2 separate regions of the Homo sapiens genome follow, and region 1 is linked to region 2. The links are chromatin contacts, found by Hi-C or POLR2A ChIA-PET in ENCODE. All regions are on one chromosome and are shown on one strand. Each heading gives the region's core, a stretch centred on a gene start or an enhancer-like site at or near the end of the contact. The rest is flanking DNA. Distances are from core to core; before and after follow the strand shown. Region 1 holds the start of TTLL12 (tubulin tyrosine ligase like 12). Region 2 holds the start of TOM1 (target of myb1 membrane trafficking protein).

Region 1 (5,441 bases), core at 1,658-4,157, 7.9 Mb before region 2:
CTACCCACCTCGGCCTCCCAAAGTGCTGAGATTACAGGGGTGAGCAACCACGCCTGGTGACCCAATTCTTATGATCAACTTTCACAAAGTCATTGTATTGGGTTTAGGCTCCATGTTGTATGAAAAACCCATTTTGTATGAGTACCCTTGGCAAAGCTCTCAGAACAAAAAGCTATCAGGGACCAAAGGTCAACCTGGGCTTGGATTTTCAGGATGGAAGGGCCTTTTTTATTTTTAGACGGAGTTTCCCCCAGGCTGGAGTGAGTTGATGCGATCTTGGCTCACTGCAACCTCCATACCCCCACCCCTGGGTTCAAGCAATTCTCCTGCCTCAGCCTCCTGAGTAGCTGGGATTGTAGGTGCCCACCACCATGCTCGGCTAAATTTTGTATTTTTAGTAGAGATGGGGTTTCACCATGTTGGTCAACCTGGTTTCGAACTCCTGATCTCAGGTGATCCACCCGCCTTGGCCTCCCAAAGTGCTAGGATTACAGGCATGAGCCACTGTGCCCGGCTATGGAAGGGACTTTTAAACTCTTTTTTTTTTCCCTGTTTCTCTCTCTCCTTTTTTTCAATTGTCTGGAGGGGGAGGGGGTTGGTGGCAGTAATGGGAGCAGAGCAGTAATTTTATGTTGATTAAATACACATTCTTCAGTGCCTCTTTAGAAGACAACATTTCAGCTGAGAAGAATGAGTCAGGATTTACAAAGTGAGCATGGGGAGAAAGGCTTTCTGGCAGAAAACAGAGCACAATGCTTTCCAGGAGCTGAAGACAACCAGAGATACAGGGACTCACAGTGTGAGGGGAAGAGTGTAATGAAAAGAGGCTGGAAAAGTTGGCAGTGCCAGCTCACACAGAGCCTTGGAGCTCAGGTGAAGAGTTGAACCACAAAGGGTTCCAAGTAGGGATCTGATACAACTGGGTTTACATTTGGGGAGGAGCATGTGAAAGAGGACTGCCCTGTCAGAGCCTCACATTCTCCTGGTCAAAGGGGCTGGGTCAGGAATGTTCACATAATCTGACCAGTACCTGACACAACTGAGACTCAGTCTGTCTTCCCCAGCGGGACCGATGGAAGGGTTGTGGAAGCGGGAGGTGCACTAGGTGTGTACCACTATACCTGGCTAATTAAAAATTTCTTTTTGTAGGGTCGAGGTCTTGCTTTGTTGCCCAGCCTGGTCTCAAACTCCTTATTTCAAGTGATCCTCCTGTCTTGGCCTCCCAAAGTGCTGGAATTACAGGTGTGAGCCAGCATGCCCCATCCTAGCATTGTGATGCTGTTTTACTATATTATTTATTTTGAGATGGAGTCTCGCTATGTTGACCAGGTTGGAGTGCAATGGTACAATCTCAGCCTTGGCTTCCACAACAAAAACCGAGGAATCAGGGTTTTCCTCTGGCCATGGTGAAACCCTGTCTCTACTGAATACAAAAAATTAGCCAGGCGTGGTGGCACACACCTGTAGCCCCAGCTACTTGGGAGGCTGAGGCAGGAGAATCACTTGAACCCGGGAGGCAGAGGTTGCAGTGAACCGAGACTGCACCATTGCACTCCAGCCTGGGCAACAAGAGCAAAACTCCATCCCAAAATAAATAAATAAATAAAATGTTTTTCTCTGCAGCCCTCACCAACTTGAGTTTGGAAATTTTTGCCTTTGCAGACCCACCTGCTTCCTACAATGGAATTGAACAAGTCCGTGAATTGGTGCATTTTATTCAAACTCAGTTCAAAAATGTTATCAAAATAGCATCTGAAGCTCCAAAAAATTTTCAGCCTTTGTTTTTTAGCAAATTACAATTCTTACAAAATTGCAAAAAGGAAGACATTGAAATGTATCCCTATGGAGCAATAAAACTCAATGAGAGTTCAAAAGAGAATGTCTTTTGAAATTCTATAACTGAACTGTTTTCTTTTAAAGAGGGAGTCTGGCTATGTTGCCGAGGCTGGACTTGAATTCTTGGGCTCAAGCTATCCTCCCGCCTCAGCCTCCCGAGTAACTGGGACTACAGACGCGGCCACCACGCCCAGCTCAACTGCACTTCGAAACATCCCGACATGTAGGAGTAAATTCCTCTGACGGGTACACTTGGTCTTAATTGGATCAACTGACATTCCGAATCCAAATATAAGTAATTGAGAAGGGCCACGATTTTGCAGCATCCAAATCTGGTGAAACGCTCACAAGAATCGAGAGCTCCCAAGGCAGGGGGCCTGCGAGCTCTGTGTGCCCGGTGCAGGCACAGAAGCGCCGCCTCACCGGGTTCGGGCCCCAGGACACCTTCCGGGCCGTCGGTGGGGCCTTTTCCGGTCCTGACAGCGCCCTATACGTAGGCACCCCGCCCTCCCGGCATTCCCCGGGGTCGCCGCGCGCTGAGCGAGAAAAGCTCAGCCACCATCAGGTGCGCGTGCGCACACGGCGGCAGCCAAACCACAGGCGCGGTCGCAGACGCGCGCCCCCTCCTGGCAAGCTCGCGCGCTCTCGCACGCACCCCGCCGATGCGCAGGGCCTGCCCGGGGGCCGCGGCAAACCGGGCTGGAGGCGGACTGGGGGCGGGGCGGGACGGGGTGAGGGGGCGAGAAGAGGGCGGGGCAGGGGAGGGGTCGGGGGGGCCGGGAGGAGGACGGGGCGGTGGGGAGGGGGGCAGGGGGCGGGGGCAGGGGGCGCGGCAGGGGCGGGGGGCTGGGGGGAGGACGGGGCGGTGGGCGGGGGGCTGGGAGGAGGACGGGGCGGGGGTGCTGGGAGGCGGGCGGGGCGGGGGGCGGAGGCGGGGGGGGCTGGGAGGAGGGCGGGGCGGGGGGGGGCTGGGAGGAGGGCGGGGCGGGGGGGGGCTGGGAGGAGGGCGGGGCGGGGGGGGGGGCGCTGGGAGGAGGGCGGGGCGGGGCAGGGGGCGGAGGCGGGAGGGCAGGGCCGACGGACGGCGGGCGGCGGCGGCGGTGGCGGCGCTGGAGTCGGCGCGGGTGCTGGCGCCATGGAGGCCGAGCGGGGTCCCGAGCGCCGGCCTGCGGAGCGTAGCAGCCCGGGCCAGACGCCGGAGGAGGGCGCGCAGGCCTTGGCCGAGTTCGCGGCGCTGCACGGCCCGGCGCTGCGCGCTTCGGGGGTCCCCGAACGTTACTGGGGCCGCCTCCTGCACAAGCTGGAGCACGAGGTGCGGGGAAGGGCGGCGGGCACGTGCGGCGGCCGGGGTGGGAGCGCGGCGGGAGCCCGCGGCGCGGGACAGGGAAGAGCGCTCCCGGGCGGCGGGAGCCGCGGTGAGCCACCCAGAGCGCGTCCTGGGCAGCTCTGGAGCGGCGTGGAGTTGGGGGCCGAAGAGTGACAGCAGGAGACCGGGGTACCTGCGGCCCTGATCTGCCCGGGCCCGAGACCGGCTGAGGGCTGCGTTGGGAACTTTAGGTCCTCCACACACCCGAGCCTGACACAGCCCTGCGAGGAGTGAAACTCATCACCCCCACTTCACAGATGAGAACACTGCGGCTCCGAGAGTCCCTTCAGAGGGATTCTTTCAGCCGCTGCCTCACAGGGACAACGGGAACCCCGTGAATTTGTGTAGCTGTAACTGTTGGGTTCACAGAATTCGGTGTTTTTTCATTTGATTTGAGCCTCGGGGTCCCCTCATCTTGCAGGTTAAAGAAAACAGGCTGTGAGAGGTGGAGGAGAAATCTAAAGAAAAATGGAAAAGATTGAGAAGCCTCTAGGTTCTCTCCCTTTTTGTGAGGACGGCCCATCCGGCTCACCTGCCTCCTCCACTCCAAAGCGTTCCCCACTGTCCTGGCTGGGGATGAGCCCTGGATTTTTATTGCGTGCCCAGAGGCTGAGGCCACAGCACCTTCCCGGGCTGGCGGGGGGGGGGGTGTTTTCTTTAGCTGGGACCCGACATCTCCTCCAGGTGCTGTCTCCCGGACGGAGATGAGCCTAGTGGCGCAGGTGATGAAGTGGAAACCCCAGAGCCAAGAACAGGGACCCGGGCCGGGAACTAGGAGTCCCTGAGCCTGGCTGCTGGCCAGACTCTACGGTCTCTGAGCCAGTTTTTCTCTGTGTAATCCTGATTGGACTAGGAACCTTCCTGCTGGAAACGTGCAGTGAGTGGCACCTCCTTATGCTACAGTGTAACAGAGAGTTTCCTCTGCCCCTCACTTCTGCCATATGCTTTCCGAGGACCACTCTGGTCCCAGGCCTGTGCTGGGTGGAAGGGACCTTGGTTTGTTCATGAGGACAAAAAGGTTCCCATGGGCTGCGTGGAAGGAGCACAGTGGGAATGACCAGCTCCTGCCCAGCCAGCCTCCACGGCAGCACGCCCTCCCTCGGGCGGTCACTCGCCCGTCTGAGACCTGTTCTCCATCTGGGAAGGGGATGGTGAGACACCATCTGGCTCCCACAGTATTGGAAGGATGGGAGGTGGCATGAGAAATATGCCTGGCACACAGAGGGTGGTCGCCACCGTGCCACGTCCCCTGCCCAGGCCGCCTTGCCTGCTGTTGCCCTACTAAGGGGCAGCCAGTGTTTTTCCGTGACCCTTCCCCAGCCGTTAAGGACAGAGCTGAATCACTGCTTTACCATTCACAAACTTGCAGCTCTTCCTGAGTGAAGCCTCCTGCTGCTACTGGCCCAGGTGTGGAGGAGGCCGCCAGCAGCAGCAGCACCTGCCAGCGCTGTGGGCCCTTACACCCCTGGCCATCAGCCCTCCTGCCTCACCTTAGGCCGGCTGCCCTGGAAAGGATGGGGAAACTTGAAGATACATACATATATATATATATATATATATATATATATATATATATATATATATATATATAATTTTTTTCTTTTTTTAATTGAGACGGAGTCTTGCTCTGTCACACAGGCTGGAGTGCAGTGGCATGATCTCGGCTCACTGCAAGCTCTGCCTCCCGGGTTCAAATGATTCTCCTGCCTCAGCCTCCCGAGTAGCTGGGATTACAGACGTGCGCCACCACACCCAGCTAATTTTTGTATTTTTAGTAGAGATGGGGCTTCACCATGTTGGTCAGGCTGATCTCGAATTCCTGACCTCGTGATCCGCCCGCTTTGGCCTCCCGAAGTGTTGGGATTACAGACGTGAGCCGCCACGGCCGGCCGAAGAGATGTTTTTAAAATGTCTACTCTTCTGTCTGCACAAGCTTCCCAGTTGCAAAACCACTCCCCTTATCTCCTGGGGAGCTCTTCCAGTCCTGCCATGAAGGGGTTGTGGTGAAGGAGAAACCCAGCACCCCATTTCACAGCTGGGTTGAATCCAGGCCAGGCTTGAGACAGGCTCTCTGACCCTCAGCCTCACGCTGTCCCCTAGGGATTTGGAGTACTGGGGCGGAAGCCCGAGGTCTGGATTCCAGCCCTCTGAGCCTCCCCCCAGCCCTAAACTGGAGAAGGCAGTAGCCTCCCCAGACCCACCTTGAGGGCTAAAGGAGAACTGGATGGCTCTTGTCTCA
Region 2 (5,080 bases), core at 1,834-4,333:
ATGGTACTCCTGCAGCAAGGAGGGGCCTGGTTTACAGAATTATAAGCAGCTATACTGTGTCATCAGTAATCACAGCCAGGGAGCAGTACTTCCTCCGCCTCTTTATCTAAAAGAATATGGAATACTGAGGGGATTAACTCAAACTCTTAATTCTACTTTTGGAGCCTCTTCAGCTTTGGTTTAAATTTCAATGACTCAGTTTTGCTGTCAATTTACTGGGGTCTTGGATGAGTCACAGCCTCCACTTTCCCCTCTCTGGACCTTAGTCTCCGCCAGTGTAAAATGAAGGGGATGGGCTGGAACAGCATTAGCATTACCCGGGAACTCAACAGAAATTCACATTCTAGGCCGGACACGGTGGTCATGCCTGTAATCCCAGTACTTTGGGAGGCTGAGGTGGGTGGGTCACCTGTTCAGGTTTGAGACCAGCCTGGCCAACATGGAGAAACCCCATCTCTATTAAAAATACAAAATTAGTCGGGTGTGGCGGAGCGTGCCTGTAATCCCGGCTACCTTGGGAGGCTGAGGCAGGAGAATCGCTTGAACCCGGGAGGCGGAAGTTGCAGTGAGCCAAGATGGTGCCATTGCACCCCAGCCTGGGCAACAAGAGCGAAACGCAGTCTCAAAAAAAAAAAAAAAAAAAAAAGAAAAAGAAAAAGAAAAAGAAAAAAAAAGAAATTCACATTCTAGAGTCCCACCGCAGACCTGGAGAGTCAGAAACTCTGGGGTTGGGGCCCCGACATTATTTAACAAGCCCTCCTAGGAATTCTGATGAGAACCACTGGGTTAGAAGATCCCCAAGGTAAGGCTCTTTTACCTGCAAAATTCCATTTGTGCTTTAAGGTATTATGATTTAGTAGCATTCTCTTTGCACAGAAGTATTTCTTGCCCAAGAAAGGCAACGCTTCAAGGTAAGAAGAGAAGTTTGCTTTGATTAGCTGAAATCCAGAACCCAGGTGAGCTTTTCCAGAAAGCCTTAAGAGTATGTGGCTGACTTTGAAGCCAGGTCTTTTATTTACTTGTTTATTTTTAAGTAGTAAGTCTTAAACTTGGCATGTGATAAAAGCAGTGGTTTCTGTAGTCAGAGAAATATAGATGAGAGGAGAGCTGCCTTCTCTTTTCAGCTCCAAAAAACCATGACTCACTGTGGGGTGGGTGTGTGTCCGGGGAGGGCAGGGGTCCTTTGAGAGGGCAGTTCCTCTCCCTGGTTCAGGAGCTTCCTGGTGTGTAAATCCTGGACTGCCACCTCCCCCTTGGAGAGCATTGATTACAAAACCTCGGAAGAGCCACCGACAGCCACGGTGGCGATTACAACACAGAGCCGGGTCGACAAGCTTTCGTGAGGTTTCGCAAGACACTAAGAATGGAAAATATGTCTCATCTTAAAGTTTTCCCAGTCTGGACTTAAGACGAAAAGTCGTCATCAAAAAAGATGAAGAGTAATTTCACGGTAATGCGATGGTTTCTTCATGCAAGAATGCGGAACACCCAAACCATCCTCCGGAGAAGTGTGGCTGTTTGGGTGAAGGCATGTCGGTTCTCATGGTGTTGGTGCCCAAGAATGAGCACCTATGAGATCTACTGCCAAGCGATTTCCAGGGATTCCTAACCTTCACTTGGTGATCTCAGGAACAACGTGTGTGTGTAAATACATATAATATATATGTATGTGTATGTATATGTATGTTTGTATGTGTATATTTTTATATATATGTGTGCGTGTGTGTGTGTGTATGTGTATGTGTTTCAAGAGATGGGCTCTCCCTGCGTCGTCCAGGCTGGAGTACAGTGGCGCCATCAGGGCTCACTGCAGCCCTGACCTCCCAGATCCAATAAATCCTCCCAGCTCTGCCTACCGAGTGGCTGGGTGCACAGGCACGCACCACCACGCCCGGCTAATTTCTGTATTTTTTTTTTTTTTTTTTTTTGTAGAGACGGGGTCTCGCCATGTTGCCCAGGCTGGTCTCGAACTCCTGGGCTCAAGCGATCTGCCCGCCTTGGCCTCCCAAAGTGCTGGGATTACAGGCGGGAGCCACCGTGCCCAGCCCAGTGATAATAAATATTACAACTGTTTTTTTTTATATGGCACTGGCCATGTACCAGGCATTGTTCTAAGTATTTCACATTTATTAAGGAATTTAATCTTCACAACAAGCCCACGGAGGTGGGGACCATTATTGCCCGCCAACTACAGGTGAGGAAACCTCGGCCCAGGGAGGCTGCGTCACAGAACTGTGAGTATCCTGTCACCAGGGTGCAGAGAACCACGGACCAGCAGACAGGCGCCAGGTGCCCTGGGCTTGGCTTGGCCCGAGTTCCCGGCTGCCCCACCTACGGAGCACCGAGATGGGCTGACCAGGAGGGTTTGTCCGACCACTGTCTGCTCAGGTTCTGAGAGTCTGTGCGGGTCCATTTGAGGTTGGGTCGAGAAAAGAGCCCAGGCGGACACGTCCTGAGACCCGGGTCTGTGAGGCCTGGCCGCGGGCTGTCCGGCGCTGGGCCCCTCTGGCCAGTTGGCCCCAAGACGCCAAGCCCGGGGCTTCGCGGTCCTGGGAGAAGGGACTTCTAGCCCTTCTCAGGTGTCTGTGTCCGGAGGGCCCGGTGAGCCAGGAAGGAGCTGGCCAGAGCCCAGGCGGCGGGACCCAGCAGAGTGGCCCAGCCACTGCCAACCACGCAGTCCCTTTAACCACGAAAACTTTCTCCCTCGATTGGGGACCCCAGCAGACGCACATTGGCTGCGCCGTGGGCATCCGGACCCACCCTCTCTCCTTACCTACTGGCTGTCATATACATCTATCACAAGCCAAGGCTTCCTAATGGCCCAAGTTCTTGTCAATCAAGAGTGGGAGGAAAGCTGGGCGGAGCCAGGTCGGAGAGCTACACGCCAGCCTCCTTGCCCTCCCTGCCTCCGTGACTAGGCACCCGGAGGCTTCCCAGGGGACCGAAGCTGGGTGCGGAGCACCGGGGCGGAGCTGTGGGGGGCTCCAGGGACTCACCGATGCGCTGTCCCACTGGAGAGCTGAACGGGTTCCCCAGGAGAAAGTCCATTGCTGCTACCGCCGCTGCCACCAACCCCGGGAATCAGCTGACAGCAACCGCCAGCGCCACCGACCCGTCACGTGACGCACTCGGAGGCCGGCGAGGAGGCGTGGGCGGGGCGGTGGCACCGCGAAGCTCGACCACAAGCCCCGCCCTGAGACGCCAGGGTCCCGCCCCCGAGGCGGAGGGCGATGACCTCACTGCGGCTTGCTCGGCGGCGGCGGGCGTCACACACGATGTAGGGTCTGGGGTCGGGGCCCGGGAAGCGCGGTCCTCTTTAAGCCACGCCCCTGACCTTTTAGGGCGAGGTCTAAAGGACCCTTTACACATTTGGGAAACTGGGTCGTAGACCAGGGAAGTGACTTGGGTGAGTTACACAGAAGCCGAGACTCTTAGGGTCATAGCCCTTAGTCCTTGGGACCTCACTGTGACTGCACACCTACCCTGGGTGACAGCCTCTCTGGGCTGTTGTCTCCTTGTCCCGGTAAGACTCTTCCTGTTTGATGTCAAGGTCTCCCCGCTCCAAGATGCACCCTGCTCGCAGCCCAAATTATCTTACCTTAAATCAGAGGCAAGGGCAAGGGGTTTGTCATCTGTTGAGACTGAGAGGCAATTTAATGAATTGCAGCGCAATTCCCTCTAGCGCCCAGGATGGCAAAAAGCACAGATGTAGTCACGAGTGGGGCTTTAATACCCGTCTCTGCCATAAATTTACTGTGTGAGCCAAACATAGCTCCCATTTTCTCTAGATACTGGAATTAGATCAAGGACTCGTAACCATTTTTAAAAAATATTTTATTTAGGTCACAGTCTCCTTTGAGAATTTGACAAAAGCCATGAGCCTTTCTGAAGAAAAAAGGCAGCGATACAATTTTGCTTATAACCTCAGGGAGTTTCTGGGGTCCCTGAAGTACAACCGTGGACCCCAAGCTAAGAATCTCAAAGGCCTTTCCCAGCGTTGTGATTCTAATCTCTTCAGCCTTCCTGGCTGTGTGTGGTGTGTCTGCTGACACCTACACACTAGATACCTATCTATGGGTTATGACCTTTTCTTCTGGCATGTACTCCAAAAATACAATAACCATGGCCTTAGTAGTCTGGCTACTGTGGGTGCTTAAGTACTTATTGTGATGTTTGTGGTTTTTAAATCTGAAAGGCTAGTAAATTGACTGCACAAATTTTGGATGACAGAAAACCTAAATTAAGCAAGGTGTGGTGGCTCACGCCTGTAATCCCAACATTTTGGGAGGCTGAGGCAGGTGGATCACCTGAGGTCAGGCATTCAAAACAAGCCTAGCCAACATGGTAAAATGCCGTCTCTACTAAAAATACAAAAATTAGCCAGGTGTGGTGGTACACGCCTGTAGTCCCAGCTACTTGGGAGGCTGAGGCATGAGAATTGCTTGGACCCAGGGGGGCAGAGATTGCAGTGAGCTGAGATCGTGCCACTGCACTCCAGCCTGGGTGACAGAGTAAGGCTGTGTCTTAAAAAAAAAAACAAACCTAAATTAGAACTTAATCACCTCTGTAGATTCACTTGTTTGAGCAGCCATGGGGTCCGATGTCTTTACTGTACAATATAAAAACTGCTTTGAAGTGTTTCCACAACACTCATGAGACCTGTTCACAAATGCCTTTGCCCCCACGAGTCTGGATGTCCCTGGGGGCTGGGCTACTATTTCTGTTTTGCTCCCCACTATTGTCTAACCCAGTAACTAGCACATGAAAGCTTAAATAGATCTACGTTTCAGTAATGGTATTTGGAGTATAAGCGGGGAGAAGGCCATTTAAGATGACCTTCAGGTCAAGGCACTTTCCATGTCTTTCTTCACTTAACCTTATTGCTTGGTCATATGGAGTTATGTTTAGCATGAACTTCTTTTGGATTCTTCCATTAACCTTTATTTATTTATTTTTAGAGGCAAAGTCTCACTATGTTGCCCAGGCTGGTCCTTGAACTTCTGAGCTCAAGTGATCCTCCCACCTCAGCCTCCCAAAGCCCTGGGTTACAGGCATGAGCCACCATCTCTGGCCCTTCCTT

The links. Hi-C counts contacts between places; a loop is a spot of excess contacts on that map. ChIA-PET counts read pairs that join two places held with the same protein, here RNA polymerase II (POLR2A). Pooled maps may share reads with other maps.
Region 1: a pooled map shows a loop between it and region 2 (6-fold over the local background). The contact joins the promoter of TTLL12 here to the promoter of TOM1 in region 2. A Hi-C loop is called at or near these places in 2 of 50 pooled maps. POLR2A ChIA-PET finds 5 or more read pairs at or near these places in 2 of 52 experiments (CD4-positive, alpha-beta T cell and activated B cell).

The regions. Positions count from the first base shown.
Region 1 is chr22:43,184,600-43,190,040 of GRCh38, reverse strand. It overlaps TTLL12 (tubulin tyrosine ligase like 12), which reads left to right and starts at 2,907. Exons shown (of 14, transcript NM_015140.4): 1 at 2,907-3,148. The coding sequence starts at 2,972. RefSeq lists silencers at 2,494-2,613, 2,862-3,021, 3,062-3,281 and enhancers at 3,662-3,721, 3,732-3,811, 3,752-4,256.
Region 2 is chr22:35,297,897-35,302,976 of GRCh38, reverse strand. TOM1 (target of myb1 membrane trafficking protein) reads right to left here and starts at 3,083. Exons shown (of 15, transcript NM_005488.3): 1 at 2,997-3,083. The coding sequence starts at 3,048. RefSeq lists enhancers at 1,418-1,939, 2,350-2,509, 2,463-2,985, 2,910-3,059, 2,986-3,508.